2 separate regions of the Homo sapiens genome follow, and region 2 is linked to region 1. The links are chromatin contacts, found by Hi-C or POLR2A ChIA-PET in ENCODE. All regions are on one chromosome and are shown on one strand. The core of a region is the stretch at or near the end of the contact, and the rest is flanking DNA. Distances in the headings are between cores, read along the strand shown.

Region 1 (3,994 bases), core at 935-3,434:
ATCACTGACACATTAAAAAAATTATAATTGTAGCAATAAAAGTTCAAGTTTAAGAACATTGAGAAAACGTTTAAATGATGTAAAAATACATTAATCAATAAATCATCTCCTGTCTGTGAAATGGGGTAGTAACCTAAGTGGACTGTGTGAGTCCTCTGCAGTACTAACCTATGTAAAGTGCCTGAGTGAATGGAACAGAACCCCAGAGACACACGGAGCTGGAATCTTCATTGCCGGTGGGCAGGTACTGACAGGCCTGCTGGAACGCTTTGATTAGACTCCTTCATTCTTGCTGTAATCATTTCTTATTCTGAAAAAGTTGTGTTTCTCTTGTGGCAGGGATTTTTACTTCGGTTTTTGCAGCTACCAGGAGGAGAAATGTCAGTCTGCCTAGTCCGACAAGGAAGAGTGAAGTTTTTGCCTAGAGATCTCATTAACGGAGAACAGACAGGATACAACATCAAGAGCGAAAGGGCAAAGTAATGAGAGAGTACTGTGTACTTTTTCCTGTTTTTATCGTATACGACACTGATACAACCTATTTTATTTATACTCATTTATTGTCCTAAAACTTGGCATGTCTTTGAAAAGTGATGAGGTGTTCTTTATTCACATATTTTATAAACCTATCCCACAATTATGAAAGGAGGTAGAAGAGATATTTAAATTAATTTGGTCGCTATTCTTTATTACTTTTAATTTCTCCTAAAACTCAGCAAGCTGACTTTGAAGGGACCTTAGTGAAAAACATTTTTTAATTAAAAAAATTCACATCCAGAACTTTTGTGCTCAGCTGCCTTGATCCTAGCGGTTCTGATAGCTGCAAGTTCTTATTCAGAAATTCAGCCCTACAGATCCCCCAGGGCTACAAGACAACAAGCAAAAACAGACTTCAGCTCTTGAAACTGTGTAATGAAGCCCATTCCAAGGGCTTCTCATAGATTTTCCAAATATATTTAGTTAATGCACAAACATACACACACACACACACCCCTACTCCTTTGAACTAAAAACATTTAAAGCCAGCAGTTCGCTTATTTCTGAAATGTAAACCTCCTTTTGAATTTGTTTTTGGTCTAGCTCATGATAAGGTATGCTGTGTAATTAACTGAGTGATTTGCTTTAAGATTTGGGTGGGGTTCAGGTGCTGCACAGCAAAGGTTGGGATTTTTATGCAGCCCTCACGTGGCCTGGAGCTCTTGGCAACACATTGTCTTTGGCCTCTGACTTGCCCCTCTTCCTTATAAGCTACTTTGTTTTCTATGAGGGTTTCTGCTTCTTTCTTGCTTCCTTCCTGGGCGTCTGCAGATATTTCTCCATCTCAGAGAACCAAAGCCCCACCTTCATTTATTCAGCATTCTCCACTTCCCATCACTTGCACAGGATTAGAGATATCAACTGCAGGCCACCACCTACCACCTGTGTTGACTTAAACAAATTACTTAATCTCTCTCCTCTTTCATTTTTTTGTCTGTAAAATGGGAATAATGCTATTCCTCACATATTATAGTTGATTAAATGAGGTAATAAGTGTAAACTTCTCAGCACAAAGTCTAGTACACATTAATGGCTAGTAGCTTTTATTTACAGTACCCAGAAAAGCAAGAGGCCTATTTTTTTTTAAGTGTATGAAGATGTCTCCTGATGCTGCTTAATAGGACAGATGTCAGTAAGCCAACCTCAGTCATTTGCTGGGCTTGGGGGCAAGACTACAAATGTGCACCCACTCCTGCTATCTTTCCTCCTTCCACGGAGTCGCTCATTTTAAGGAGCCTCATTCATACGAGTGTGTGATATCCTAGTCTGCACATTGAAGTTGTGTCCAAGCCCACCCCCTTCCTGTTCTGCAGACAGCTGCTCCTTGGCTACACCTTAGTTCTAAAGATGGGCCCTCCAGAGGACACACCCAGGGCAGAGCCTCTTGTGGACCTGGCCATGGCTTGAGCCCTTGCATTGGGAACCCATGATCTCGGGTCCCTGGAGTGTGGTATAGAAGAGGAGAGTGGCCTGGACTTAGTACCTTGGAATTCTTTTTCATGGAGAGTCACGGCAAGTGGGTGGCCAGAGCCGAGTCCATAGGACGGACCTTGAATGTCTGGTGCTAATCATGTTTGCTGGTAGAAAGAACCAAGCTTTGGAGAGGGAGGCTTCTCCATGCTCTGTCACTCTAGCCAGCCCGAGGCCCTTGTGTCCTGTTCAGTCACCATGATGCCAAACCTGTGAGTGTAGGAACCTGCTCGTCTCACAGAGGCCCTGACAGCTACCAGGAAGCCAAAGGGCGTCCTTTTTGGATCAACCCCAAGGAATGCAAATTCCTGCAGAGCTCAGTGCTTGATATTACAGTGACTGTGCCCCCTTTCCTCGGCTCCCTCACCAGCTGCAGCACAGACTGTTCTCCTCCTCCCCTTTTCTGTGGTTTCTTTTCCTTGGCATTTGCTGGGTGGACATAGAAGTAATACTGGGAGGAACTCAAATACCAGGGATCTGAGAAGAATCTTAGGTACAGTTGGACAGAAAGGGATGTGTTTGCTGTTAGTAACATCAACTCTAGAAATCCCAGTGAGGAAATCCTTAAGGCCAGCACTGTCCCACTTCCTGCAGAATTGAGTTTATAACCCATCAGCTCCTTTACAATGTATGATTATGTCTACATTAGCAACTCTCCTTTTATTGCTGAGAGTTGCAGCACCTGTATGTTCTGCATATTGCTGCAAAGGATTTGGGCTGAAGTGTTAACAACTTTAGCTCTTTAAGAAATAGTTTGGTAAGAAAAACAGTTATGAGGAATAATTCAATAGCCAAATACACAATAAAGATGAAGCATATGTGGTAGATAGTAAATCTTCCCCAGCAAAGGAAATCAGTGCCTTCAAGTACAAGTTGTCATTTAGAATTTGGAATCCGAACAGCAATACCATCCCATGAGTACAAAGTATTGAGTGCTAGAAATAGAAGCTTTGCTTCCCTCTCTCCTGAGCAGAAATATTTTGCTCTGCTGTCCCCAATAATCCCCAGATTCCATGTGCACGGCCTAACTGACTGACACAGCCAAAGGCTTCAGAACCGGGTGAGTCTGGTCAAGAATTCTTGTGTACAAGGTTATGCACAGAACAAGAGAAGGGACCTCTTTCAGCGCTTTTGTGTTCTGTTTTTTTTTCTAAAAAAAAAAAAAAGATAAATCTGACTGACATTCCAACTAGTGGGCCATAAACATGAGTTTCTTATGATATTAACGGGGATTTCTATGGATTGAATGTTTGTGTCCACCCCCCTCAAATTTGTATGTTGAAATTGAATCTGTAATGTAATGGTATTTGGAGATGGGGTCTTCGGGAAATGATTGGTTTATGAGGGTGGAGCCCTCATGAAGGGAATTAATGCCCCTATAAAAGGGAGCCCAGAGAGTTCTCTCATTCTCTTTTCATCATGTGAGTCAATGGTGTGCAACCTGTAAGAAAACCCTCACCAGAACCCAACTATGCTGGCACCCTGATCTTGGACTTCCAGCCTCCAGAATCAGGAGAAATCAATTTCTGTTTCTGAGCCACCCACATTATGTTACTTTGTGGTAACAGTCTGAACCAAGAGGCATGATATAAACAGTGCTCTGCAGTTTAAAAGTTTGAGAAATGTTAAACTAAAAATTAATCTAAGAATGTTTGTTTTAACTGCAGGATATCTCAGAGCGTTTATTACACTCGAGTGCTATATTATTTGAAATGAGACTGTAAAATATGTTTTCTCAAAATAGAATGTACTGTAGAAATTACTCATATAGGTCACTTTTTACGCCTTTGTCTTTTTTCCTATCTTCTTTCCAGATAAATATTTTAAATATCTAAGTTTAGAAATGATATTTAAGACATGATAACTTAAAATGTTCCATGGGGGTGGACAAGTTGATTCATAAGTGTTGAATTCCAATATTACCCAAATCGTCCATCTAAGGGGGAAAACAGGAAAATATTCTGCCAAGTTTCTCATGGAAAATCAG
Region 2 (3,994 bases), core at 565-3,064, 39 kb before region 1:
GACTCAGACACTATGGCTACAAGGCATTATGGGTGCTCAGCAGTGACTTTGTGGGGAAAGAGAAATGGGGATCCCATGGAGCTCAAGTTCAAGAAAAGAAACTGTAAACATGGAGGTTTTGTGATAAATGGCATGCAGTCAGAGGGCAGGAACTGCCCGAGTTACAGTGTCCTGTGCTGCGCTTTCCAGAGCAATACAGTACACAGTGGAGGGCGCTACCATGGAGTCTCTGGGTGAAAGTTAGGATGGTATGGTGGCACCAGCCAAACTTCTGAGGGTTCATAGGCAGACAGCAGCTCTGGAGTGGAACTAAAGTGTATCCAGGAGCTGAAGCTCTTAATCAGCTAGGGCTCACACAGAGTCAAGGTAGGGTCAAAAACATTCAGTCTGGGACCATATCTAGAGGCAGTTTCTCCTGCAGGTAGCATTAGTTATCTGTTCCTCAAGCAAGCTTATTTTAGACATCACATTTCCACATCCTTAAAGAAGATGCATTGCCAAAGGTGCCAAGTGTGGTTTCATTGCCTCAGGAATTGGGGCTGTCAAGTCTTTGCAAGGTGCAGACCTTTAGCAATTGAAACCATGCTGTTGAACATGGGCATTGTCAAAGTAAAACTTTGGCTGAATTAAATTTAAAGGAGTTTAATTGAGCAATGAACAATTCGCAAATCAGGCAGCCCCCCTGTATCACAACAGATTCAGAGAGACTACTGGGGTGCCTCATGGTCAGTACAAATTTATAGACAAAAAAGGAACGTAACATACAAAAATCAGAAGTGAGGTACAGAAACAACTGGATTGGGTACAGTTTGGTGTTTGCTTTATTTGAATATAGTTTGAACACTCAGCAGTATATGAGTGGTTGAACTATGGCTGCTGGGACTGGCGAAGACTCAGCAATTATTACGGGTGCGTACTCCTAAGTTAGGTTTTCAATCTTGTCTGCCTATTAAGCTAGGTTATAGTTCATCCACAAGGACTCAAATATAGAAGTACAGAGTTATTCCCAGGACATATTTAGTTCACTTTAACAGCATGTAGTCTTCTAAGAAGACTGGCAAATTGAAGGGGTAAGGTAAAATATGTTTTATTTTTTTCTCGGGCATATAAGTGCCAAGACAAGTACTATTTAACAAATGAGAAAAATGCATTTGATTAAGATCTTTTTTTATACATTATCTGAGCACAGGAAAAAACTCTGGAATCAGTTTGACCCAAGTTCCGAGTTCAAGCTTTGCTATTTATTTGAGATAATGGGTAAGTTACTTATCCTTCAGTTTCTGCATCTTCAAAGTGAGAATAATGTTGGAAAGTATAAACAGATCAAGGATCCTAGACAAAAATGATTAAAGGAGAGACCCCTTCATAACTTGTAGCCCTTCACTTGCTGTCTATATATGACAGCTGTTATATGACGATTAATTTTGTATTTCTATTCTTAGCACAAGTATAACGTCTGATATCCATTCATGCCACAAATGTGTATCGGTTGTTGTGATCAGGTCATCATACTGAGTGCCCGAATAGAACATTGAAATAAGCAGACAGTCACACTTGGTAGGCTCCAAATTGTTAATTGAACAAATTAATGAAAAGGCAGAGGTTAAACTCCAGTGTCCTTAAAAGATGAAACGATCACTGGAATTCCATTGTTATATGTAATAAGACTGGATTCTTTGTACCTCTCTTTCTGTCTCTATCACTTCCAAAAGCTATACTAAAAACTAATTTGAGCCACCGTAAGAAATCAGCAACATCCCTCCCCACCCCTATCTCTACTCTGGGGCTGCCCTGGAATTCCGCCACAGTCTTTTTCTGTCGACTTGGCAGGTGGCTATGGTATGCTGCTTTCTGTCCCATTAACCTCTATTTTATCTGTCAAGAATAGTATTCCCCATTGTTGAAAGCAGTAATTTGCCAACCAAGCAAGCTTGGAGTCCTGTTTGATGGAGCATTACGGAGAGCAAAAGGGAAAGTTTAAACAGATTTCCTTCTCTAATTTCCTGAAAGGATCACAGACAAAACTTGCCCTCTGGAAAAATGCTTTCTGTTTGCATTATAATAACAAGCATTTATTGCCATGACAGGCATAGAGGGAGGCCATGGAAGAATGGCCCTGTATTTCCTGGTTTTATTTAGTTTCATTACTACTCATGAAGAGTATGCAGAAACACTTTTTTTCTATGACTGTAAAACATGGTGCTAATTTCTTGTTATTGAGCACATAGGTTTTAACAATAGGATCATGCTCAGAGAGAAAAATCTATTTTTCCTTTTCCTTTGGAGAAGTTCAAAGTGACAAGCCTGTGCCTGGTAAACCTTTAATCTCTCACAGAATTCTGGATGTTTTGCTTTCACATTTATAGTTTTATGAAAAAATCCTATTGTATCTGGTTTATTTCATTGAACTGAATTTCTACAAAACATGTGTAATATACAAGGAATGTTTCAGAATAATACAGCTGATGTGAGTGATATGAACTGGAAAGTAAGCTTCATGAGACCAAAGACTCTGTCTGTATTGTTCCCGGCTGCGTTTCCAGCTTCTATAACATAGCAAAACAGGTAGCAGGAGCTTAAGATTTATTTGTGACTGTTAAATACCTCATATTCCTACCCAACAATACAAATGACAGTTTCAAAGAGGGAATTTTCAGGCTTCAAGCTCCGAACTCTAGAGGTGGTCATACCCAAACCCATCCCTTGCTTTACACCCAAAATGGGATCCATCTCTTACTTGAGCAATACTTTAGCAAGACCCAAATCTGTCTGCATTTCTCCATTATATTTCCCATCCCCTCACTCCAAGCATACTGTTCCCTGGCCCCCCACATTCACGCTTGGCTCACTCCTGAACATCTGCAGGTCTTGGCTTAGATCTCACTTCTAATTTAAGGCTCTCTTTCACTGACCTGACCGCACTACGTAGATCACTTGCAATATGCTGCCTTCGCATCCTGGATTTTTTTCTTCAAAGCACATATCACAATTATCAGTATAGAAATGTCTCATTATTGCTTAATGCTTATTTCCTTGACTAGACAATAAGCTTCTTGATAGCAGGAATTATATTATTCCCAACAAAGCTCCCAGTACCCAGTGATTCATTCATAGTTGGAGCTGGCACTCACTGAATGTTTGTTGAATCAATGAATAAATTGAGAGAGGGAGCGAGGAAAGGAAAAAGGAAGGGAAGAAGAAAATCAAGAATCAGGGTTGGATGACAGTATTTTTTCAGATTTGCTTAAATTCTATTGACACACCTTACTCTAACTAGACTGATCTTGACCATTTTTCTCAAAAGACATGTATGCATATGTACTTTTGTATATTTTTTGAGGCTACTTTGATTGGCTGGCTATATCTCAATATAATTTGTAATACTAGAACAAATTCATATTAAATCACTTTTTGAATTAATAATTATTTTAAAAATTACTTAGTAAATGAAAAAGCCTTCATGTCTTAAATGAAGGACTCTTTTTCTTTTAAATCACATTGAACATTAACAGCTCATTTTGGACCTTAACCAGTTGTTGAATTTTAATCCCAAATTTTGTAAATCATACACACAAACTTGCATATATGTCTGATTGGTGGCCATATTTTCTTATATCCTCAAACATTTTCTGCTATTATGTTACACTCTTTAAAGATCTTTGCTTAATTTTCTGCCAGTTTTCATCTGATAGACATTTAGCCTGATACGTTAACTACCTGTTTTATGACATAAACAGGAATGGATCCAGATAACAATGACTAGAAATTACAATTACACCTGAGCAAGACAAGGATTTGCCCTAGGAAGAGGGTAGTGTGGGGAGAGTGGGAGAGAGCTGGTGCCGAAAGCTCTGCTCTGCCTCTCTCAGGGGATAGCAGGGCTTGGGTAGGCGGGTGGGGTGGCTTAGCTTCTGACAATGGTAGAAACTTACAGATCCCTTGACAAAGAAAAGCAAGAAAGTCTTTGTTCATTCACTCCTTAGATCTGGTTCCC

What was found. Hi-C counts contacts between places; a loop is a spot of excess contacts on that map. ChIA-PET counts read pairs that join two places held with the same protein, here RNA polymerase II (POLR2A). Pooled maps may share reads with other maps.
Region 2: a loop to region 1 is called in a map of heart left ventricle, with 2.6 times the contacts of the local background. The contact joins two enhancer-like sites. A Hi-C loop is called at or near these places in 1 of 168 maps with a recorded cell type or tissue (heart left ventricle) and 1 of 50 pooled maps. POLR2A ChIA-PET finds 5 or more read pairs at or near these places in 2 of 52 experiments (AG04450 and OCI-LY7).

What each region holds. Positions count from the first base shown.
Region 1 is chr13:39,310,146-39,314,139 of GRCh38, reverse strand. LOC107984580 (a long non-coding RNA gene) reads left to right here. Exons shown (of 2, transcript XR_001749845.1): 2 at 340-3,994. Among named protein-coding and RNA genes, the nearest start is that of NHLRC3, 270 kb to the right of the region's middle. Within about 2 kb of position 2,184, at least 3 of the 41 ENCODE cell types and tissues checked have a DNase peak (open chromatin) inside an H3K27ac peak, as active enhancers do.
Region 2 is chr13:39,348,633-39,352,626 of GRCh38, reverse strand. All of the region lies in intron 3 of LHFPL6 (LHFPL tetraspan subfamily member 6), which reads left to right. Among named protein-coding and RNA genes, the nearest start is that of LHFPL6, 250 kb to the left of the region's middle. Within about 2 kb of position 1,814, at least 3 of the 41 ENCODE cell types and tissues checked have a DNase peak (open chromatin) inside an H3K27ac peak, as active enhancers do.